Regions from separate parts of the Mus musculus genome. Here regions 2 and 3 are each linked to region 1. The links are chromatin loops, found by intact Hi-C in ENCODE. Cell type or tissue: heart. All regions are shown on one strand.

What was found. Peaks named below come from ENCODE experiments on the same cell type or tissue, not always from the same donor. Only the 100,000 strongest peaks of a DNase experiment are listed, where the experiment ranks them.
Region 2: a loop joins it to region 1, with 6 times the contacts of the local background. A loop is called at or near these places in 2 of 42 quality-filtered maps.
Region 3: it touches region 1 in a loop (2.3-fold over the local background); 2 of 42 quality-filtered maps call a loop at or near these places.

What each region holds. Positions count from the first base shown.
Region 1 is chr11:101,548,172-101,556,171 of GRCm38, reverse strand. It overlaps Brca1 (breast cancer 1, early onset), which reads left to right and starts at 4,217. Exons shown (of 23, transcript NM_009764.3): 1 at 4,217-4,403; 2 at 7,059-7,157. The coding sequence starts at 7,078. Nbr1 (NBR1, autophagy cargo receptor) reads right to left here and starts at 3,518. Exons shown (of 24, transcript NM_008676.3): 1 at 3,217-3,518; 2 at 2,074-2,184; 3 at 297-362. In heart, CTCF peaks have their summits at 3,046 (motif pointing left), 3,247 and 4,259; DNase peaks (open chromatin) are centred at 3,451, 3,841 and 4,211; H3K4me3 peaks cover 3,718 bases; H3K27ac peaks cover 2,986 bases.
Region 2 is chr11:101,624,649-101,632,648 of GRCm38, reverse strand. It overlaps Rdm1 (RAD52 motif 1), which reads right to left and starts at 4,700. Exons shown (of 7, transcript NM_025654.2): 1 at 4,585-4,700; 2 at 4,197-4,376; 3 at 2,289-2,411; 4 at 1,670-1,829. The coding sequence starts at 4,680. LOC115487916 (a small nuclear RNA gene) reads right to left here and starts at 5,283; the gene lies at 5,093-5,283. In heart, no CTCF peak of the experiment used is centred here; DNase peaks (open chromatin) are centred at 4,668, 5,088, 5,538 and 5,838; H3K4me3 peaks cover 2,053 bases; H3K27ac peaks cover 2,089 bases.
Region 3 is chr11:101,318,824-101,326,823 of GRCm38, reverse strand. Psme3 (proteaseome (prosome, macropain) activator subunit 3 (PA28 gamma, Ki)) reads right to left here. Exons shown (of 11, transcript NM_011192.4): 5 at 7,320-7,368; 6 at 6,800-6,912; 7 at 6,545-6,613; 8 at 6,360-6,427; 9 at 6,209-6,263; 10 at 6,011-6,097; 11 at 3,287-5,032. The coding sequence ends at 4,952. It overlaps Aoc2 (amine oxidase, copper containing 2 (retina-specific)), which reads right to left and starts at 1,761. Exons shown (of 4, transcript NM_178932.1): 1 at 141-1,761. The coding sequence starts at 1,731. In heart, a CTCF peak has its summit at 3,042; DNase peaks (open chromatin) are centred at 1,423 and 3,053.

The DNA of each region.
Region 1 (8,000 bases):
AGAGGACAGGTAGATGAAAGGAAGAGGAAGGGATTAAAAACCCACCCGGAGGCTTCAGCTCTGATATATAAGTTAGACTTGGAAGATCATAGTGAATAAGACAGACAATGTCCCCATGATGACATTACTATCTAGTAATGTGTTTTCTACAAATCTCACTGTTACACAGGATTTTTCCTTCTCAAAAATAAAGACACTAATGCTCAAGATACTGCTATAAAGATCTGCACTTATGTTATAGCTACCACTTATATAGAACTTCTATGTTAGAGAGAAAAGCCAAGTTGGGCACACACCTGTAGTCCCAGTTACTCAGAAGTTGATGCAGGATGGTAATGGAAGTCCAAGAGTTCTAGGTCAGCCTAGGAAACAATGAGATCCTATCTTTAGGATTAAAGAGGTGGGCTGTGGGGAGGGTAAACGGCTGTTGAACGAGTTTAAATTTTATCCACATCAACAAAAACCCCCTTCACATGTTTTAGGTCTCTAAGATTTTTCACTGCCTATTTCAGTGCTTGGATAGTTGAGCATCTGTAGCGTAATCCAGCAAGGTGGATTAACACAGACAAGGGCTCTGCCTTGGGGAGTACAAATAGACGGAATTTCCAATTTTAGGTAAGGAGGTCAAGAATAGCCTGGGTTACAGAATGAACACTAAGTCTCCAGAAAATAAGCAAGCAAACAAACCAACACCAAAACAAAGCAGCAACAACAACAACAATCTACCAGAACCTCTTACAATCACTTATGGGGAATTTTAAAGGTATATAAAAGTAAAGAAAGGAACTTGCTGAGTCCTTTTGGACCTATCAGCTAGCTTCCACAATATCCAACTGGGAGCTAATTTAGTTATCCAGTATTCCTTCCTTTCAGTTGTGTGTGGGGGGCTGCAAATGGAATACAGATGTCTAGACGATAGGGAATCACTCTACCACTGAGCTACACCCTTGTCTCATGACAATGTCTCTCTTGACAAAATATTCATCCTTTCATTCGTAAATATTTATGAGAAAAAAAATGTAAAACCCACCATTATCACACCTAAGAAGCTGGTAATTCTTTAATCACTTATCTATTATTAAAGTCGGTTTGACTTTAATGAAGGACTTTGCTTACTGATGATCTGTGACTTTAGGGGAAAAGGTAGTTTAAGTTGTTTAACGCTACAAGTAAACTCACTGGCATTAAAAAAAAAAAGGTCACCTCTTAAAATATTCAGCACATTTTTAAATCTGCATCTAGAAAGGGCCAGATTCTGCTCCACACACAAGAGGCAAACAAGATTAAGTCCTAGACTTTTCCAATGTCACAGGAAGGGAGGCCATGGGGCGGGAAGACTCAGGGTTCCAGACACAGTTCCACCACAGACTAGTCATAGAGCTGTGAGAAACACTATCTCTGAGCTTCAACTGTTTAATCTATAAAAACAATACTATTTTGATGACCTTAACAGTGTTACCAAAGGAATTTAATAAAATTATGGCCTAGGAGATTGGGAATAAGGCCGAACCAGTCAATTATGTGCATAGCTGTGGGGTTCATTTCTAGCACCACAAAGTGTATAAATTCTTATCAACAGAAACAATTCTTTATTTCACTAAGATAGCTTCTAGTTTATTATTTACTAATTTTTGAAGGAGACATACTCTCACTCCGCAGCCCATGCTGGCCTGGCAATTGCTATAGATTTGCCTGCTTCTGCCTTCAGAGTGTTGTACTATGGATACAACTGTCATTTTAAGAGCCTGTAGGGCTGGAGAGATGGCTCAGCCTCCCCCCCCCCCCGACCCCCCCAAAGAACCCAGTTCAATTCCCAGCACCCGTGCAGCAGCTTCCAACTGTCTGTAATTCCAATTCCAGGGGAATCTAACACCCTCCTACAGACATACAAAAACACCAACGGTTTCAAAATAAATAATTGAAACAAAAGAACCTTGTATTCTTAATTCTGACTATTTTATATACTCAATTATTCATTTTTTCCCATCACTTGTCTTTATCTAGAATTGACTTCGATGCCAAGCTAATGCTAATCTCTAGCACCCACCCTGCTGACAACCAGCATGCATTTACCTGAAATGCAATTCTTCCTTCTTAGGAGCTGTAAAATTTAGGCAGACGCTGGCTCATCAACTCCCCAGCAACTCCCCAGCACGTTCAAGTTGGTTGGTTTGTTTGTTTTTTCTTTAAACCAGAAAAACAAAGTGACCAAAATGTAAAAATTGTGAAACACACTTTCCAACTTCAAGAAATACTCTTCCACTCTTTTCTGTCTGGAAGGAAACTATTCTTCCCCGTTCTGAAATTACACAAGTGGGAATTAGTTTCCATACTTTGGAGCAACCAGCTGTTCTGCCCATGGGAGAAAACAGGAAGTAGGCGGTTCTAGTTTAGCTGGCCAATATACAGGTCTTCATAAAGGGCTTACGTGTGAAAATTCTTTCAGCCAGAGCAATCATCTTGAACTTGTGAAAATATCAAAAGTACAGTTAACCACATCTATACCTGAAGGTTTACCTCCAGCAGTCAGGTAGCTGGGCCTAAGCCTGCACTTTCCTAAATGGCACTGTAAACTCATACCTATTGACTCACGTTCATGTGGCTAAGTCAGCTTTTCCTCACGTGATTATTTTTCAACCCCGACAAATAATTTTAATAAAGCCAATTTGGGAATCTGAACTTCATTTTCTATACCAGAAGCTGGCACAAGCAACCTGAGTTTTAAAATGTGTCATCTGAAAGGTGGGTGTTTGACATAACGGGAAAAACGATGCCTTTCTAATTTGGAAGGTCCTAGCTCAAGATATCTTCCTTCAATAGAGCCTTAAAAATAGGAAAGGGACAGAATGAGGAAGATGTATGTCCTTTCTTGTCGCAGACTTAATCCCAGTCTTCCAGTAATGGTTTCCCGGAACTCCATGTCCCCAGGACAGTGAGTGTCACCACCATCGAAGCCCTCTTTATGTTCTGGGGGGGATCGAGACCTTTTCTTAGCAGAAACTGGCCCTTCTAAGCCATGAACTGTCTCCCTCAGGCAGTATCCACCCCCCACTATCGATGACAACCCAAGCGACTCCCTCATCTGGTCACTGAAAAGACTGGCTGCCCCTGAACACGGAAAGTCACTCCTCTTTGCAAGATTTTCCCCTTGAACTTCCCCGAGCACTCTAAGAACGGCGTGCCCCTACTTCTAGGTAACAGTGGTAGCTTCCTTACCAGCTTTCCGCCCACGGGGGGCGCTTGCCAGTGGCCAGTGCAAGGACCGTTCGCGGCCAGCTCGCCTGCTATCCCTGCGGGGTGAATCTAACATGGCGGACAGAGACCGGGCCTAGTCCCATGTTTCCCGGAGTTTTCCACAAGATGATTGGCTCTTTCTATCTGCCCCTCAAAATAACCTCTCTACCGATTGGTCAGTGCTGCGTTGGCAAGGGAGGGACAGAAGCTCTCTGAACCGCATAACAATAACAAACACCCAGGCCGAGGGGCGGAACTAGCGCGCAGAAGTCAGCTGGTTGGATTTCCCTTTCCCAAGCCGATTGGCCACCCTCTGCTTTTCCCAGGTCACTGACATTGGCGGACTAGTTACCCGAGAATCGCGGGGCTGGACGGGAATTGTAGTCTTCCTGGAACCCACAGCTCCTTTTAGTCTATTTTCTGTGCACAAAACACGAACACAGAACGCTGCGATTCATAGCAGCTAAGACGCATAACTGCGAGGAGGTCTCCGCTGTACCGACTGGGTTCCTGTGGTACTCGTGCCTGCTTCCGGTGTGAGAAGCTCTTTTCCCGTAAGACTACACTTTCCAAGAGATGCTGTGGAGAAGGCCTTTCGTTCCGCAATGCATGCTGGAATTGGTAGTTCTTCTTACACAAGTCTCTTATTTACCGAAACTGGAGACTTCCATGGCAGGAAGGCTGAGGGAGGGATGAGACCTCGTTTTGCAACTGCTTTGGGCACTACCTTGCGCTCATATTCCGGCCTCAGGGAGCGATTCCCACCCTTTGTACAGAACTACTGTGACGTAATAAGCAGGCGTAGATGCGAAGGGGCTGCCTAAGAGAAACCTCGAAATTCTTTCTCTTCCGTCTCTTTCTAGTGACGACATACAGGAAAAAAAAAGACTAGGTAGCCAATCGCAAACCCAGAAACAGTTTCAGCACCCCCCCCCCCCAACTCGCTCCTCCCTTCCCTTCCGCTGACGTGTCTGGATCTTGTGTTCCGAAAGGCTAGCGCTAGGCGCCAAGCGGCCGGTTTCCTTGGCGACGGAGAGCGCGGGAATTTTAGATAGATTGTAATTGCGGCTGCGCGGCCGCTGCCCGTGCAGCCAGAGGATCCAGCACCTCTCTTGGGGCTTCTCCGTCCTCGGCGCTTGGAAGTACGGATCTTTTTTCTCGGAGAAAAGGTGAGACAGCCCTGAGGAACAGAAAGGGTACCCCGGAATACTCATATGAAAGGCAGGAAGCTGCTGGTGGAGACGGGTGTTTACTGATTAGGAAAGTACCTGGGGCGGAACCAAAGGGTCCCAGACGTTTTCAAACAGGACTCTTGGGAAGGGTGCAGTTTGTGCATTCCCGGGGGCAGCTGTGAGGAAGAGGGCAAAGGATCTACGAGGGGGAGTTCTGGCTGTAATCGTATCTTGAAGGTTGTATACGGATGCGGGCTAAAGGATGAGAGGAAAGGCGGGCAGAAGTGTGGCAGGGAAGAGGGGGGAAAAACGGAGTTTGTGGAGGGAAACTCCTGAAGAACTAGACCCGAGTACATTTCACAGAAGGTTCTAGAAGGGAAGTACATAAGGGAATGGCAATAGTAATGAATGCTGTTGGCAGAGAAGACGTGTTTAAAGAGAGCCTTAACAGGGAAACATCCAGAAGAGGTAGGGTGGAGACGCTTTAGCAGTTTTTAAGTGTTCCTTTTGGCGACTTTTAAAATAATATGTGTGCTTCTTTTTTGTTTGGTTGGTTAGCGTTTATGTTGGTGGTTTGGTTTGGTTTGGTTTTGGCTTTTGTGTAGCCTTGGCTGTCCTGGAACTAGCTCTATAGACCAGGCTGGCCTCGAATTCACAGAGATCCACCTGCCTCTGCCTCCTGAATGCTGGGTAGTTGATTAGTTTTGAGACAGAGTCTAGTCTCATTTATATTAGCTCTGGCTGGCTTGGAGCTGTGTATAATAGAACAGGCTGGTCTTAAACACTCCTCCACCTGCCCCTGTCTCTGGGGAGGAGGGGGTCAAAGATATCCACTACCATTCTCAGCTAGTTTTAGAGTTTGTGAGACAGGGCCTTCTGTAATTGGGTTGTGTAGCTCTAGGTGACCTTGAACTCTATCCTCCTGCCTGTACTTCCTGAATGCTGAAAGTACAGGTTGAAACAACCATATCTGATCTTTTGGCCTCCCCAAACTAGCCCAAAAAGACTGCTGAACTTCTGAGTCCAAGCCATCCTCCTCCTTCAACTTCTCCAGTCCCTGAAACTATAGGTATGACACCACTGGTTTTGATTCTAAGCAAGAAAAAGAACACCAGACTCTGGGGAAAGTTCATATATATATCACTTCTGTCCAGTCACTCCATTTTAGCTTTTTTTTTTTTCCTTGAAGAAAGGAAGTGACCCAAGGAAGGCTTTCATATCAAAGAGTAGAGAATTTAGATTGCTAGCTACAAAGAGCAACTGCTAAGAATTTTATTTATCTGTTGATTTATTGGTGTTTGTTTGTTTTGTTTTGAGACAGGGTTTTTCTATATAGCCCTGGCTGTTCTGGAACTCACTCTGTAGTCCAGGCTGTCCTGGAACTCAGAGATCTGCCTGCCTTTGACTCTCAGTGCTGTGATCAAGAATATGTGCCACCACTGCCTGGAGAAATTTTTATTTTTTAAAGATTCATTTTTCATTATCTTTAATTATGTGTATGTGTGTGCAGAGGTTCTGACCTGGATGTAGCGTTCCAGACATCTGACATGGGTGCTGGGAAGAGGCACATATTTTTAACCACTGAACCATCTCTCCAGACCCTGAGTTTTTTGTTTCTTAAGATTTATTTATTTATTTTATGTGAGTACATTGTTGCTGCCTTCAGATACACCAGAAGAGGGCATCTAAGCTCATTACAGATGGCTGTAAACCATCTTGGTTGCTGAGATTTGAACTCAGGACCTCAGGAAGAACAGTCAGTGCTCTTAACCGCTGAGTCATCTCTCCAGCCCCCGGGTTGGGTTTGTTTTTTGTTTTTGTTTTTGTTTTTTTTAATGTACTATATGTAAGTACACTGTAGTTGTCTTCAGACACCCCAGAAGAGGGCATCAGATCTCATTATGGATGGTTGTGAGCCATCATGTGGTTGCTGGGATTTGAACTCGGGACCTGTGGAAGAGTAGTCAGTGCTCTTAACCGCTGAACCATCTCTCCAGTCCGGTTTTGGAGTTTTTAAAAGAATTTTTTTTAAACAGTTCCATTCATTTTATATATGTGAGTACATTATCACTGTCTTCAGACATGCTAGAAAAGGGCATTGGATCCCATTACAGATGGTTGTGAGCCACCGTGTGGATGCTGGGAATTGAACCTTTGGAAGAGCAGTGAGTTTACTTAACTGCTGAGCCATCTTATTAGTCCCTTGTTTTTGTTTTTTAGTGAAGTTTTTTCATCAACTGTTGGTATAATTCTAAAGCACTCCAAATTTAAATTTTTCTTATTTAGAAATGACAAGCCTGGTGCAGTAGCTTAAACACCTGTACTCAGTAGGCTGAGGCAGGGCGATTGCTTCAAGTTGGAGGCTAATCTGGGCTGCATAATTATTTCCAGATGTGTGTGGGCTTCAGCGTGAGAACTCCTCCAAAAAGCATGGATGGGGGTGACTTACCTTCAGTAATTCCAGCACTAAGTGGGTGGAGGCAGGAGGATCAGAGGTTTAAGACTAGCCTTGAGTACATAAGGTACAAAGCCAGTGTGGGTTACATGACATCTTGTCTCAAAAAGGGAAAGAAAGTTGGCAAGGTAAGCTACTGTATTTAAAAGCCCTTTAATGTAGTTTAATTGCATGTGTTTTTAAATTTGTGTTAAAAGTTCACTGGAACTGGAAGAAATGGATTTATCTGCCGTCCAAATTCAAGAAGTACAAAATGTCCTTCATGCTATGCAGAAAATCTTAGAGTGTCCGATCTGGTAAGTCAACAGAAGAGTTTACTCAGCTGGAATTCTTCATGTGGTTACTGTTCATGCAAATGAGTAGCAGAGGCTTAAGATAGTAGAGAAAAACACTCTGTATTAAAAGGACTTTGTATTTTTCATCCCTGAAGAGTTTTAAAAATACAGAAAGGTGGTCTTCACTCTGCCATCCCTCCTCCCTGTCCAGGCAAAGCCTGACTTGATGTGTTCTTCCTCATGGCAGGATTCTGGCTTTTTCTCCAGGGGTGGGACAGCCTGATCTCTTAGAATGACTCTCATAAATAGCATCAGAATAACAATGGAATGCTTGGGGTTTGTGAGGGCCTCTGTCTACCTTTGACACTAGGGTGGAAACTGGTCCTGTAAATTTACATGAGAGTGCCCCTGTCCTCAGCTTTTAGCAAGTCCAGTGTGGGATGAGGTTTTAAATTTCTCTTTCTATAAAATTAATTGAGGCCTGACCTTTTGGTCTATTCAGGCCTTTCCACTTTCCTGCTTTTTGTTTTTGTTTTTGGTTGGGGGTTATACTAGATTTGGTTAGACCAACTCAATCTCAAACTCACCATCTTGCCCAGGCTGGCTTTGAACTCAGATCCTCCTGCCAAGGATTCTAGGCATACACTACCATACCTGGCTAAAAGAGTGAGTTTTGACCAGTGTTTATCTGTGTAAGTATAACTCTTACCTCCAAGATAGGAAATGTTTCCATTACCTTAGAAAATTCTCTGGTGTTCTCAGTGAGTTCTTACTTTTCAGGCCTACTAGGACCTTTGGAAATGAGGCTTTAGTGTGTGATTTTGTGATTTTTAGAATTTTGTGCACTAGGGCTCAGAATGTAGC
Region 2 (8,000 bases), 76 kb before region 1:
GCAGCAGAAGCCAGAGGTCTCAGACCAGACCAATGACTCATTGCAATGAACATTTGCAAGCAAAGAAGAGTGGACAAAAGGGTAGACTGTGGGACACACTATGACAATGAGATTTTTTTTCCCTCTGTTGGAGGAGAGGTTGTAAAGGTGGGGGGCAGGAAAGGGATGAGTGGAACTGGGGTTCATGATGTAAAATTTGTAAAGAACCAATAAAAGTTTTTTAAAAAAGTATTTGAACAATGCTGGTGGTGGTGGTGCACCCTTTTAATCCCAGATCTTGGGAGGCAGAGGCAGGCGGATTTCTGAGTTCGAGGCCAGCCTGGTCTACAGAATGAGTTCCAGGACAGCCAGGGCTATACAGAGAAACCCTTTCACGAAAAACTCAAAAAAAAAAAAAAAAGTATTTGAAAAGATAACAAGTGGTCTGTTTAAAAAGGAAGCACATTTGTGGCTTTCTTAAATCATTATTTGAGCAGCTAAAGGAATACAGAGTGCCAGGAGCCAGCTGCAAGGCCCTGCTGAATGAAGGTCTAGCGTGATAAAGCCCGTTATTTTATAGGCCCAGTGCATTCCACCAAGTTCCTGCTATAATAACCTTGGGATTTGAATGAGGAGTGGGTACCAATCTCATCTCACTGTCAATTTCACATTGACCAGCAGAATCTATTACACCCTGCGACCCCGCCTGCTGTGGCTGAGGGCTGGAATTCTGCAGAGCAGGGTTGGGTGTGGAACAGGGTCTGGTGATGAACCCACAACGAGCTTTACCGATCCAGCAGTCTCGGGAGCCTACCCCATCCCACCGGTGACTAAACACCCTTGCCTCCAACTTGAACCCCTCCTGCTGAAGACCATGGAGCCTATAAAAAAACCTTGACTTCAACTGGAGTGGCTTTTCACAATGCCCTTCTACCTAGCCCAGCCATTCCATTCCAAGGCAGAGGATTGAGTGTCTGTCTATACAAAAGTTTGTGGCACTGTTTAGATAACAATAAATGATGGGTCTGTCTGTTTGTCCCTCTGTGTACACAAGAGAGCTGTCGGCCAGGTATGCTTTTAATCCCAGCACTTGGGAGGCAGAGGCAGGCCAGCCTGGTCTACAAAGTGAGTTCCAGGACAGCCAGGGCTACACAGAGAAACCCTGTCTCAAAAAACCAAAACAACCAAAACAAACAAACAAACAACAAAAAAAAGAGAGGTGTCAGAGCCTACTGGATCTGCAGACAGGTGTTTCAGCCACCGGAACCGAGTGCTGGCTAGAATTCCTTTACAACAAAAGTACAGGCTAACACACTGAGCCATTTCTCCTGTCCTAGAGCAGGGCTTTTCTGAGATAATTGAAGACGAAGATAAAGGACTCTGGCCAATTATTTCAACCTAAAGCAAGTCCTTGACCAAAAACTGGGGACACAATTTCTCCCCTAAGCCTCTGGGCAGGAGGGCAGTCCTGTTGTAAATGTAAAGGGTTTGTCATGCGTACACTTAAGGTGAAAGTCCCTATTACAAGGCATAACAATTCTGCCTAAGACTTCAGTCTAGTCTAGTCAGCCTAGGCTTCGGAAGGGCCTGGCTAGTAGCTGACAACAAGTGGAGAGAAGGAAGAGAGACAGAGAGACAGAGAGACAGACAGATCCGTGACATATCCACCCTCCCTGAGCCAAGGACATACCTTCCTCCAGCTGGCGCAGAGGCTCCTCAGAGATGCCAACCCCAGGGCTCCTGCATCCGTAGGGGGGCAGCACCACCTCTACAGCGCAGAGGAACTGGGGGCTCCCCTTCTGCATGGGCACAGCGAGAGCTGCATCCTCCAGTCCGGAGAGCTCCTGCAGCTGGGAGGGGTTGGATGCAAGTCCTAGGATTTCCTTCTCTCTGAGAACCACGTCTGAGGCTTCTCCCCAACTAGACTAGGCAAGCTCTCCATTACTTAGCCCCAGCCCCAGCCCCAGCTTGCTGGAGAACTCAATGGAGAAAGAAAAAAACCTAACCCCCAAATACCTGCTAACAGCTGGAGCACCCTGCAGCTTCAAAAGCATGTAGGATTTGTAAATGAAAGTCTATCAGCCATGTCTTACTAAATAGGCAAACACTGGAGAAACTAGGACTTGGCCAATGAACTGGGAGGAGCATTCCTAACTCTCAAGGCTAGACCAGGTCAAGCACATTGACTTATCCTCACCATAGCTGGCCCCTGACATAGCCTCCCCATAGCCCTGTAAAAGCCTCCTTGAAGTCTAGGATTACAATGTGCAACAGAGAGTGTTGTCAGTGAAAGATGCACACTGGTTTACCTTGATGATCCTTTTCGACCATCCACTGAAGCCAAAGTAGTAATTGGCCAGTTCCTGGCATCGTGAGCTGTTTAGAGCAAAGGCCTGATGCTGCAGTGCCTTGTGTCTGGTTCCAAGACGAACCTGCCATCCAGAGAGAGAGAGAGAAGAGAGACAGACAGAACAATTGGTAAAGAACTGTTTAGCACGCATGAAAATTTAAATTCAACCCCAGGACAGGATAAGCAGGGCATGGGGACACTCTCCTGCTGTCCCAGCAGTCAGGTAGAGAGGCAGGAAGATCAGAAGTTCAAGATCATCTTTCTCTGATCACAGCCAGTACAAGGCTAACCTGTGCTTAAAATAGTACCTGAATAGCTGAGCAATGAAATGATCTATCTTTACTTTCTATGCCAATCTGGCTACCTCTCCACCCACTTCCATGATACTTGCATATTATTATTGATCTGGCTCTTGAGACCCCTTCATAACTCCAATTCCCTCATCCACTTATTCTCACTTCCCAATAGTACCTTGAATTGTTTTTTTTGTTTTTTGTTTTATTTTTGGTTTTTCGAGACAAGGTTTCTCTGTATAGCCCTGGCTGTCCTGGAACTCACTTTGTAGACCTGGCTGGCCTCGAACTCAGAAATCCACCTGTCTCTGCCTCCCAAGTGCTGGGATTAAAGGCGTGCGTGTGCCACCACTGCCCTGGGAGTGCAAGTCTGGAGGCCAGAAGAGAGTGTGGGATCCCTTGGAACTGCAGTTACTAGAACTGATTGTGAGCCATCCTGTGCGTGCTAGAAATCAAACTTGTGCTCTTAATGACTGAGCCATCTCTCTAGCCCTGTAATCTGTGATTGTTAACATATCCTTCATCACTCTATCAGAACCTAAAGTTTATTAAATGATCTGTTTCAAGAGCACGGGAGACTCACCACTTTGTAATCTTCCCAGTTCCACATACAGTATCTAAATGGCTGAGATGTGGCCATAGGTTAGAAACATACCAATCAAATTCCTTAAAGAATGACTGGCAAGCAAATCACCTCAGGACCTGGAAGTGGGTGATCTAAGATAGAAAAAGGTCTTGCATCATGTATGGACGTAGAGAAAATTCACTTGGGGTCACTACTAACTGCAGTTCTCAGATTTAATCAAGGTTCAAGGGAGAAGAAAAGAAAAGCAATATGGGGGCTGGTGAGATGGCTCAGTGGGTAAGAGCACCCGACTGCTCTTCCGAAGGTCCAGAGTTCAAATCCCAGCAACCACATGGTGGCTCACAACCATCTGTAACAAGATCTGACGCCCTCTTCTGGAGTGTCTGAAGACAGCTACAGTGTACTTACATATAATAAATAAATCTTAAAAAAAAAAAAAAAAAGCAATATGGATAAGAATAAGAAGCTGGGTCAGCAGCAGGTTGATACATCAAAAGTGGCCAATCAGAAATTGAAAGGACAGGTGGTGGAATTGAGAAACATGGTGAGATGTGCTGAGGCTCTGGGGGAACGGGTTCTATGTTAATATGGAATGAAGGCTACAATGTACTAAAGGATGCTTTCCCCACCTCTGGAACCTGAAGGAAGTTCTATTTTACAGTGATGACAATAAAGCATCCATTATATTAAAACTGGCAGTTGGTCAAACACATTTTAAGTCCAAATAAAATAGAAAATGTTTATAAATAATGTAAATAATAAATGTAAATGTAACATACGACATGGGATTTTCATTGGAACTCTTGGGTTTGACCACAATTACTCTCATGATGAACCTTTTATCACCTAACCATCACCTAGGATACCTGAGGCCAGAGGATCAGTGAAAACGCATCTGGAAGCACCGGGTGAATCAGGGCACCACAGAGTCTCTAGCTACTCACTGCAGAACTCGGAACGTTATCCTGAAGCCTGCATTTGCACACACCTTCACTGGTGATGTCTGAAAAAGGGGTTTCCCATCGCAAGCCTTCTGGGCTCTCTGTGCGTCCCGCGAGGAGTAAAACTTGATGATGGCGTAGAAACCAGGACGAGCCACTGCAGCGTTCGGGAAGACTCGGACTGAATACAGAAGGCCAAACTGAGAGAACACTGTGAACAGAGAATGCTGTGGGAGGCCCACCAGTGAGTGCTGACCCCCTACCTCACTTCAAGCCCAGATCCCGCCCTTCTCCGCTGGAAGCACTCCCTTCACTGGGGCTTCATCTAAGGAGGAGACAAGCCCTCGCTGGCTCCCCGTTCCTCTGCGCCCACGCGGGGCCCACGCCTCCTGTCCCCCCACTCCCTTCCCCTGCCCTCTCCGCGCAGCCCCTCACACTTAAGGCTTCGGCTGGGGGCCCAGTGCTCAGATCCCACACCAACAAAACTTTGTCGCTCTGGGTGGGAACTACGAAAGAGATCAACTCCGCCATGGTAAAGCCAGTGCGCCTGCGCAAGCTACTACCGCGAAATTTAAACCCTCACAAGTAAAGGGCGGAGCTTAACGATTTCCTTAAAACTTCCCACAAAGCACATATTTAAAATGTTTCCACCCCACATTAGCTCCAGTGCTACACTCTTTTTTCTTTTTTTTTTTCCTAAGATTTATTTATTTATGTGGTTGCTGGGACCTGAACACAGGGCCTTTGGAAAAGCAGTCGGTACTCTTAACCACTAAGCCATCTCTCCAGCTCTGGCGCAAACGAGAACTCAGTTATCGTGTACACAACCCAATCAGGATACAAACTAACGAAAGTTAAGAAGAAGAAAACACAGACATATTTAAAAAGCTGGACTGCCCTACAATCACCATGCTCTGACTTTAAAACCAACTTTACTCCCCAGAGGGGGTGCACCGTTCCTGGAGGTACTGCAATACCAGGTCGATGCGTGGAGTGGACGGAGCAAGCTCCTATTCCAACTCCTACTTCCAAAAATCCATTTAATATATTGTCCTCGGATAGAGGACGTATCAGATATTAAACTGATAAGAACAGATACTACACTTGATCTTAGCCAAAAGGCCGAGAAGCGATACCGAACTACGCCCACACGCCCCATACACTCAACACCGACCACACCTTTAATTCACAGTCACCAACCAACCGACTCAAACATGCAGCCAACACAGACTCTCCTCTTCATTGAGTACACCACCTTTACGCCACGAAAAGCCTGTAAGATTCAAGGAGGCCGAGAAGTTTTGGTTGCAGTTTTTTGTTTTTGCTCCCAGAGTTCCACAGAGCAGTTATTTGCATGCCCCGCCCAAGCGCGCCGAAAGCTCGAACCTGGACTGCTTTTTCCGCTTCTGCGCTGTAGAGCGCAACCGGGGCGCAGAGGGGACGTATTGACCTTTCCCTGCGATACAACCAGGTTCTTCTTCGCAGTCTTTCAGACCACACCCACAACAAAAGGTCCTTGAGGAAAAGGGGCCTTTCGATTTTCTGCTTAATTTATTAGTTTACAGGCGATTCCGCTAGGCTCCTCCCTAGGATCAAGCAACCAGCTTATGGTGCTTCTTCAGGTGTGGTGATAACGACTGCTTCACCACTCCAGCTCTCTCTGTTCCCACGTGTTCCTTGCGGTCTCTGGCCCCAGCCCCCATTCTCTCCTTCTCTGTCCCCTGCTTTCTCTGCCCTCGTGACTCTGTTCCCCTCTGTCTGCCTATCTGTTCATCTACCTCAACCCCTTCTCCAAGCCCTCCCTCCCCTCTCTTCCCCCAAATAACTCCCCACCAGATCTGTTGCTTGGCGTCATTTCTCAAGGGGGCACTTTGGCATGGGTCAGCCAGGAACTCCCTAATCATATTAAATTTCATATCATACATTATCTAAAAATATATCGCTATTCTGTTTTGAGGCAGGGTCATCACGTTCTATAGATTGGAAGAAGATCCAGGTTCGATTCCCAACACCCGATGGTGGCTCACAGTTATCTTTAACCTTCGTTCTAGAGGAGCCAGCAGGAACACCTGTGGCATACATATTTACATGACGTATGTGTGTGTGTGTGTGTGTGTGGACATTCATACATAAGTAAATGTAAGAAAAAAATCTAAAAGGCACAAGAAGTGAATAAAATTTACAAAGCTCAGGAAGAAGCCGGGCGTGGTGGCACACGCCTTTAATCCCAGCACTTGGGAGGCAGAGGCAGGCAGATTTCTGAGTTCGAGGCCAGCCTGGTCTACAACGTGAGTGCCAGGACAGCCAGGGCTACACAGAGAAACCCTGTCTCGAAAAACCAAACAAACAAACAAACAAAGCTCAGGAAGTAAAAGCTTCAGGAACCTTCAGGAGTCATAATGCCCTCCCCCCAACCCCCGCCGGGCGTGGTCCCGCATGCCTTTAATCCCAGCAAGCAGAGGCAGGCAGATTTCTGAGTTCGAGGCCAGCCTGGTCTACAAAGTGAGTTCCAGGACAGCCAGGGCTACACAGAGAAACCCTGTAAAAAAGAAAAACAAAAAACAAACAAAGCCGGGCGTGGTGGCACATGCCTTTAATCCCAGCACTTGGGAGGCAGAGGCAGGCGGATTTCTGAGTTCAAGGCCAGCCTGGTCTACAGAGTGAGTTCCAGGACAGCCAGGGCTATACAGAGAAACCCGGTCTCAAAAAACCAAAAAAAAAAAAAAAACCCACAAAAAACAAAAAAACAAACAAACAAAAAAACCAAAGCCCTTCCTTCAACCTTGTGTGAGCAGCAGTAACCATTACTCAGCAGAGGAGACTCTCCCAGTTAGCCCAGCTGCCTGTGAGTTCTTTCAGAGAGCTCCAGGAGTGCAGGTATCATGAAGCTGGACTTTCTGGCCGTACATCATGCTGTTATAAGTAACTACCTTGCTCCTGTACATAACCCCAATAAACTCACCTGTTCACCAAGTTAGACTAGGGGAAATCATTTCTTTAATGTATTGTCAATGCTTTTTCTGGGATGAAAGAGGGCTTTGTTCATGCCTCCCCCAGACAGTGTCATACACTACTTATGAGACAGGCTGACTCCATGACAGGCTTCAGATTGGCAGTCTAGGAAACTAGGCCTAAGAACTGGGCAGGTCCAGGTAAGTTAGTTACTAGAGAAAACCTCAGGCTTCAGGCAGCCACTTAGAAACTATCCTGCCATTAGAAGCTGCCCTGCCACCTGGCCTGAAGCAAGGACAATGGGTCAGCAAGTTTTCAGATCTCCCCAGTTGTAGCCTCCCTCAGCCTTGAAGCAGGCTGATCCAGACTTTGAGCTTGCTGCCACTAAGAAGGAGATTACCTAGGGTAGAGCCTTCTGACCTTGATGGCTCTATTTGCTCTTCTCCAAGACTCTGCTTCCTGCTGAAAGGTCCTTGAGACAGTCCAGAGACACACCCTGTAGATCACCTATGGGCTGGCTCTAGGCACCAAGAACAGGCTGGCGGGGGGGATGGGCCGTCTCCCTTATAAGCACACTCTCTTAATAAACTTGCGGGCCTTGATCAGAGAAATATTTGTCTTGGCTTCCTTATTTTTTCTTGCAGTCTAAGTCTCTTTCAGACCCAGCCTGCCTTCCAGAAATACTCGGTTCATGTAGGCCAATGGCTGGCCTCCTACTACAGATCCCAGTGTCGTGCCTACCTGGTCCGGCAAGGAAGACACAACATGGTCGGATTCTTCTCAACAGCCTTTATTGCAGGAATGTCTCGATGCTGCTACGGGGACCCCGGACACCCAGGGAGGATTGCTTATATACACCCCAACACTGGGGAGGGCTATGTGTCCTCCTGGGATTGGTC
Region 3 (8,000 bases), 230 kb after region 1:
GCTGCACTCAATCCTTTCTCCCTTCCCATACCCAGAGGGGTTAGAATGCCCCCTGAACCTTTCTGAGCTCACTCCTTGATTTGGGGACTTCCTGCCCTGTGCCCCATTCCCAGCCTTCAAGGCTCAGGCTAAGAACTCACCTGCTACATCAAGGTCCAGTTTGAAGTGGAAAGCGTGTGTATGCACCGCTCCCAGCACTCTTTCTCCCACACGGTTCCCAAAGAGGAGACTTTCAGCTCCTCCACTCATGAAGGCTGTGTTGATATAGCCCGTGGCATGGACACGAGCTTCAAGGGCCCCGGTTGGGTGTAGCATAAAGTCCCAGATGTAATCATAGTTGCCCACTGATGACACCGACCTGACCACAAGGCTTGAGCTGGCCAAACCACCATAGAAATGACCCCCGATGCCATTATGATGCCTTCGAAGGGGCAGTCCCTGGGCCTCCTCAAATACACACACAGCCCCTGGAAGCAGCTGGACTGACCCCGTGCCCACCAGTACATGGATGTCCACCATTGTGGCTTGATAGGGGCAATCCACCCCCCGAACCAAAGCTCGGCTGTTGAGACCAAGCCCATAGCTGCTGTCCAAGTACCGGATCGTCATTGTTTTGGGGGAATCAGCACCATAAACTGTCAGACACTCCTGGACACTGACTTCATAAGCCACACGCTCACCCTTGAACCGAATATCAAAAATTCTTAAGCCACTGAACACCCCATGACCAAAGGTAAATGTCCAGAGGGGAGATGTCACTGAGTTTCCCTGTATGTTATACTGGGGACCCTGAAGTGAGAACTGAAGAGGGGGAAGAGGAGGGTCTGGAGTGACTCTAGGCCTCAAGGAGGAAGCTCCACCTGGTGTGGGTAGAGGGACCCGAATCACTTCTAGGCGGCCAACTTTAAACTCCCATTCCAACTGGGCCAAGTCTGCATAGTAATGCCCAAGGTAGAAGACCTGTTGGACTACCCAGTCGGCAGGGTCCAGGGCCCCGTGGTCCAACAGTAGCTCCAGCCCCACAGGGTGAAGGAACACTCCAAGACCTGAGATGTTATGGTAGAGGGCTATCCAGGTAGCTCGATCGCCTGCATGGAAACCACTAGCAGTAGAATGCAAAGGTGCCAAGGTGGAGCCATTGTAGTTCAAGACAGAAGCCAGAAAGGTGGGTGCCTTTGGTAGCTCCACTTCTTTCAAATGCCTCCATATCTGAACAAACTCAGTTTTCTGCATGGGGCGCCGATAATAGGGCAGGGGGCCGCCGTGGCGCTCCACAGTCACATCCCGCATGTAGGAGGGGTGAGGCAGGGGCCCCACCACCAGCTCACTCACGTTGGGCTTGGGTTGTCCACCAAAGAAGATGATGGCTAGTGCCTCTCGCACAGGTGGGGGCCCCCCTCTGTCCAGGTGGGCCAGGGCTGCAGCCTTGGCAGGCAGCTGCAACTCTACTGAGAAGACACAGTTGTCCGAGGGTCGAGCCTGGGCTGCATCCACCAGCCCCGGCCCCAGGTGCTTGGTCAGGAAGCTCATCACAGCTGTCAGCTCCTCTGGGGTCAGGTCTGCAAACAGCTGGCTCTGGCTAGGGTGTGTCCAGGGATGAATTCTGGGAGGTATGGAAGGGCATCGAGGAGACTGGCTGAAACTGCCTTGCCTGGTCAGCAGGACATAGACCAGAGCAAAGACAGTGAGGAAAGACAGCCCCAGAAGCAGCAGCAGCACCTTGAGATTCATGGCTGGCACTGAAGCTCCCCCCGTCCTGAGAGCTCATCGGTGTCTGACATTGTGGCAGGCTTATATTCAGGATGATGGAGAGGAATGGACTAAACTCCACCCTGTGGGCTGGACAGGAAATCTCTGATCGTGCTTTATGTAGTTCTGTTCCAATTTTCTGTCTTGTGCTCTGGCTCAAGACATTACATAGCTTGCTCCTGTCCCTAAACTTTGACTGCCAATGGTCACTAACTACTACGTGTCATCATTTAGAACAGGTGAGAGGGATGGGGTGGGTAATGGAGCTGAACTACCTGAGAAGGCAGTTTCGATACACACTCCTTCCTTTCCCTGTCTAACACACAAGTACTAACAAAACACCTCTTAGCAGAATTACATTCCCAGTTCCCAGACCCACCGCCCAACTCAGCAATGAGCAGTCAGCTCTACCTGGGACCTAATGAGTGCCTGACTTGGGAGACCCAGGCCTTACTCTATCCAGTCAGAGAGACGACTGGTTGAGGTTGAGCTGTGTTTAGGTCTATACAATGATCCAGTCCAAGTTATGTAGCCTTAAAGGGGCTACATATCCTGAATTTCTTCCCTATGAAGGCGCATGAGGCATGGTCATTTATACTGATAATACCAACACTCAAGAGGAGTGCTGAGAGTTCAACTAAGCTACATGAGTGAATTATAGGTCAACCTAGGTGATACCCTGCCTTAAAAAATAAAAAGCATAGCCAGGGAGAGGTACTATATGCCTTCAATCCCAGCACTCAGGAGACAAGCCGATCTGTTGAGTTTGAGGCCAGCCTGGTCTTTAGAGCGGTCCTAGGACAGCCAAGGCTACACAGAGAAGGGTCTTTAAAAAACAAACAAAAAAACCGAATAAATATATAAAAAGCATAAAAGTATTCTGTGGAGTGCTTTTGATTAAAATGTAGCCTTACACAGCAAGTGCTTAGTAACCCTGGAGGGAGGGAGGGAGGCAGGCAGGCAGAGCAGGTAGCTAGTGGCTCTAAACTCTGGGATAGAATAGAGTAGATGCCCCTCCCCTACTGGGACCTTAAACCTCTATAGACAATGAAGAGTCTCACTGTCAGGAGGGAAGTGAGGACATGTTATTTTAGAGGGATGTAAGCCTCTTATGAGCACTGTGGGTCAGTATAAACCAATACCAGGAGTTCCCTCAAAAAAGTATGTATGAAGTAAGTATGTATGTATGAATGTATGTATGTATGTAGAGGCAAGCTGGTATGGAGGAAAAGGACTGGATCGACAGGGTCAGCCCGAGCTGCTGGTCCCACACATAACCACAGCAGCCTCTGCTGGCAGCTCAGGGTATCACCAGGAAGGACCTGGAATCTGGTGAAGACAGGCAGCTTTCACACAATTGAGCGTCAACACACAGCAGGAACCACCTCCCATTAGTTCTTGCACTGTGAAGAGGAATGAAGGTTCAACTAGTAAGTTCACACACGACAGGCTAGCCAGAGTGTCTGTGAAGATGGGTGTCTGAATGCTCATGTGTGACCCTTATGTCCCTCAGTCACCAGAGTACAGCACCAGGGTCTGCAGCTTTAGAAAGAGGTCAAAGTACCTGTATTTTTAATAATTTCTTGACATGGTAAAAGAATTTTACATTACAATCCAAGGAAGGAGGGGCAGAGGGACAATCAAACAAAAGGAAAACCAAGAAACACATGGTGGGGGGAGGGGAGGGGCTCAGCTGGAAGGGATCTGAGGGTGGATAGGTGCACTGCCCAACGAAAATGCGATTGGTTTGTTACTGAGCACTATTCTTGGGAAGAGAGCATCCCGCATCCCGCCTCCTTTCCTACAGAATGCTGGGAGTGAAAGTGATGCATCCCAGGTGGAAATATGATTTGGGATTGGAAGACGGAGAGGAATAAAAGTCAAATAGACACTGAGAGTCAGTCACTGGCAGGCTAATTGCAGAGACCAACTCTCACTTAAAAAGCTGGGGGCTAGTGCGATTAATACAAACGCTTTAACAAGTGGTACCTCTGGAAGATTCAAGAGAGGAGGCAACTCTTCTATGGGTTTGACCTTCGCAGCATATTAACACACACACACGAACACACACACACATGTGCACGTGTGTATGTGCACACACACACACGTATACACATGAATTACTGCTTTCCCTGGAAGCACAATACTATAAATACGAGAAACATTTCCCAAAGGGAAAGCACAGCGAGGAGCAGCAGCCTCTGCACCTCACAGCCGGCCGCTCCCCAGCCAGCGCACATGCTGGCCTAGGAGAAGACAAGTGCGGGCCAGAGGACCAGCTTTTGCATAACACCAAAAAGAACCTGAGCCACAGAGGGAAGGCCTTCATGAGCCCTCTGCTGCTCGGCTCTCGGTTCTCCTTCAGCTTACCCTGGCACCAACTGCTACATTATCAGAAGAGGGTGGGCCTGGGACTTTTGCCTGGGTGGATGACTAAGACAACTATCACCTGCTGAGATGTTTGTATGTGAAGGGCTTGAGGGAGTGGTGGTGCAGGAAGGAAGGTATGTTCTATAATGGAGCAGGAAGCATGTATGCATGTCCCTATGCGTGTTTACATGTGTACACATGTGTATGTGAAAACCCCAGTTATAAAAACATCCAAAGAAGCTGCAGGGATGCAGGTGAAGGTCTAGGGGACCCCTCGCCACAGTCAGGCTCAGAGCGGGATGGATGTAGGTGGGAAGCCCTAAGGCATCACCTGGGCAGGCAAGGAGGACCCAAAGTCCCACAGAAACGAGACACTAGCCTTGTGACAAGAGATGTCCCTTCCACCTCCACTCCCCCTGTTCCTAAAAGACACCTAACACTTTCCCTATAGTTCCTCCAGCTTTTAACCAACTAATCATCAAAAGGAAGAAAATACAAAACCTAAAACAGGGGAAGGGGGAGAGAAGGGAAGAAAAAACAAAAACCCACAATTACGCTTGTGCCAGTATGTTGCACAAACCTGGAGTTCTCCAGAAATTAGGACAGGCTGGGTGGGGGGTGTTGGGGAAGGAGATAGAAGAGTTCCTGAGGCCTGAAAAAAGAGGTAAACACGTCACAGAACTAGATGAGAGTTTCATTAGACTCTAACTAAAAACAGAGAGGTGTGATTACTATTTCCAGCCAGTTTTCCCATCACGATAGTCATGTAACAAACCAAGGCAATGTCGGTCTTGAGCCAGACTCACAAAGTCCCCTGGCCCTGGCCCTGGCCTCAGTACAGTGTCTCTGCATTGCTGCTCCGGGGCCGTTTGATCTTCTCAATGTTTTTCAGGATCATGTCATGGAGAGTGACCTAGGACAGGAAGGATCAGGAGATCACTCATCTGTTCAACCTCTACCTCACCAAGAGAGCGATGCTCCAAGCAATCGCTTACCTTACCCAACTCTCATCACTTAACACAGCTGGGGGGGGGGGGGGGGCACCACCACCTCCTACACGCCTAAGCTGGCTCAAGCATTGATCACACTGAGAAGTACGAGAAAGTCCTTTAATAATGCTGCCTTGATGTTAAAAGTCTAGGTTTTTTACTCAGTAATCAAACTCTATTTTAGAAAAAAATTGAAGTCAAGTCTGAGCTTAAACAAGATCAAGATCACAGTTTCCAGACTGAAGAGCTGGCTCATCAGCCAGGAGCAAGAGTTCTTACTGCAGAAGAGCACAAGTGAGTTGCTAGCACCCATGTCAGGCAACTCTCAACTGTCACTAACTGCAGCTCCAGGGAATCTGATGCCCTCTTCTAGTGACCACGGTGCCTGCACTCTCAAATGTACACATACCGACACACAGAGACATAATTAAAAACAAAAACAATCAGGTTGGGTGTGGTGGCACACATCGTTTATCCCAGCACTTGAAAGACAGAGTCATGGAGCTGTAAGTCTGTCACCAACATAGTGAGTTGCAGGCCAGCCAGGGATACACAGTGAGACCTTGTATAAGGACAAATAAGATAAATCAAACAATCCAGTCACTCACTGCATGAGTACTTTGGTTACAGAGCCATCTCTCTGACTCCAAGGCCCATGCTTAAGCATCCATGTATGGTATTATCGCTCCTACCTGGCTAGAACAGACACATCCAACTAGACTCCCTCAGTGATTCATGTTCTCTACTCCATGCTGATGAACAGCTCTCTCTGTACCCTGGGCCAGCTTCCTACTGTGCAGCCTCCAGAGAGACTACAGGCAGACACCACACAGTCATTGAACTCCTATTACCACAGGCCTAGGAGAAGCAGGACACTCTGGGCAGGAACTGGCTTTACTCACATACTGATTCCTCAGCTCTGAGATGATGAGCCGGAGGCTGATGTATTCTTTCTCATCAATCTCTGTGACAGTGCGGCGATAGTCCTCCTGTATGGGAAGTAGGGAGGCTAGTCTTCCAAAGCCCCAATGCCCAGACAGCTTATTCCTAGAATCTTCTCTACCTTGCCACACCACCTCAGATCACAAAACCCTACTTACCACATGGGGATATTTAGCTATTTTAGAAACCAATTTGGCTCTTGTAATATAATATCTGGAAGAAAAAAAAAAAAAAAGCAGCTGAAAAGACCCTGAACAAGCCTCCCATGTCACCAGCCCAAGTTCCTGGATCCGGCCCAAGCTGCCCTACCTAGAAATCTGGTCCAGGTAAGATGCGGCTTCACTCTCCACAGTTCTTAGTTCAGCAACTGTTTCCTCCTGGGGTGGTAAACAGGAGAGTCAAGTTACTTCCCCATCAGCCTACAGCAGCAGCACAGACCGAGGGCAGAGACAAAGCAGGGAAGGAGCTCCCAGTTTGCAGTGTGGGCACACTACCTGAATTGATACCCCGAAGTTGTTCCCATCTTCTATTCTGGGAATCAACAGCTGAACCCACATTTTGACCTGGAGTATGAGAAGACAAAATATATGTAGAAGGACCTTGGTCTTTCCTACTTAAGCTTTGAAGTACATGATTCTTGCTGGTGGGGACTGATGCCAAGACAAAGGAATCAAGGGCCTTAGCCTGCCAACCCTCCCATCATTCCATAGTTCTAGTGCCACTCTTTGGGTAGTGAACCCCTGCCTCACCGTGTTACATTTCTCGATCAGCAGCCGAATCTCGGGTTTTACTTTCTCAATAATGTCCACAAGCTGCTGGTTGCTTTTCAACATCCCATTGGGCATCACAAACACCTTGGTTCCTAGAAGATATGTCAAGGTCACAAGTTCGGGACAGTGCAATGTTTTTCCTCTTCCCTAGACATAGATGTAATAATCTCTTCTCTGTCACAATTCTAAGTGACTCCACCCCCCACACCCCAATGTATCAGGTAGCAACTACTACAGGGGGAACTGAGGCACAGACTATGGGCCTCTGTGACAAGTGTGAGGCATGGCTTCTGCCTCTAAGCATCCTCTCTGGTATCCAACCAGACCCTCCTGGCATTCCAGAAGACTAAATAATGACTGAGCCAGGAGGATTTGCTAAGTGTTGACCTAGGGAATTAAATTGGACCTTACCTCCTGAGCTGGTGAAAACCAGATCCATCCTACTTCTCAGGGCTGCTAGTCAGCAGATGAAGTGAACTGATTAGACGGCAGCTCTTACCTTGAAAGGCCTCTTCACATTCATCCAACCTGCGCTTCTTGTAAGTGGGCTAGAAGGATGAAGAAGCAAGAATTAGTCTGCACTCAACACACATGCCCATTACAAGATACTATACAAGCAAGTTTAATTTTTGCATTCAACATGCACGGCCATTACAAGATACTATACAAACAATTTCAATTCCTTCCTGGACCCCATAGACTATCATATGAATTTCTGTGCGCACACACACACACACACACACACAGACAGCTTTTAAAAGAGGTTCTTGTCAAAAAGAAACTTGTATTCTAGTTGGGAAGGCCAAAGTTACAACTAAAAGAACACATTTTAAAAGCCACTGAAATGGCCAGTGGGTTGGCTCAGCAGGTAGAGGCACTGCTGCCAAGCCTGACGACCCAAGTTTGATCCCTGGGTCCAATGCAGCAGAAGGAAAGCACTCCCTACCCACACACTAAATAAATACTTTTTCAAGTAATGGGGAATTGGGGAAAGTTCCACTTCAAAAATAAGAAGAAAGCAATCAAGGCAGGTAGGGGATAACTGAGGGAGTATGCATGGATCCTTTGGCTCTAATATGAAGAAATTCCTGATTCAGCAATCTCAGCCCATTACCTTCTATATGGTAGAAGTAATGTTAGGAGCTAAGGATTCAGACTACTGAGGCGTCTCCTAACTGCA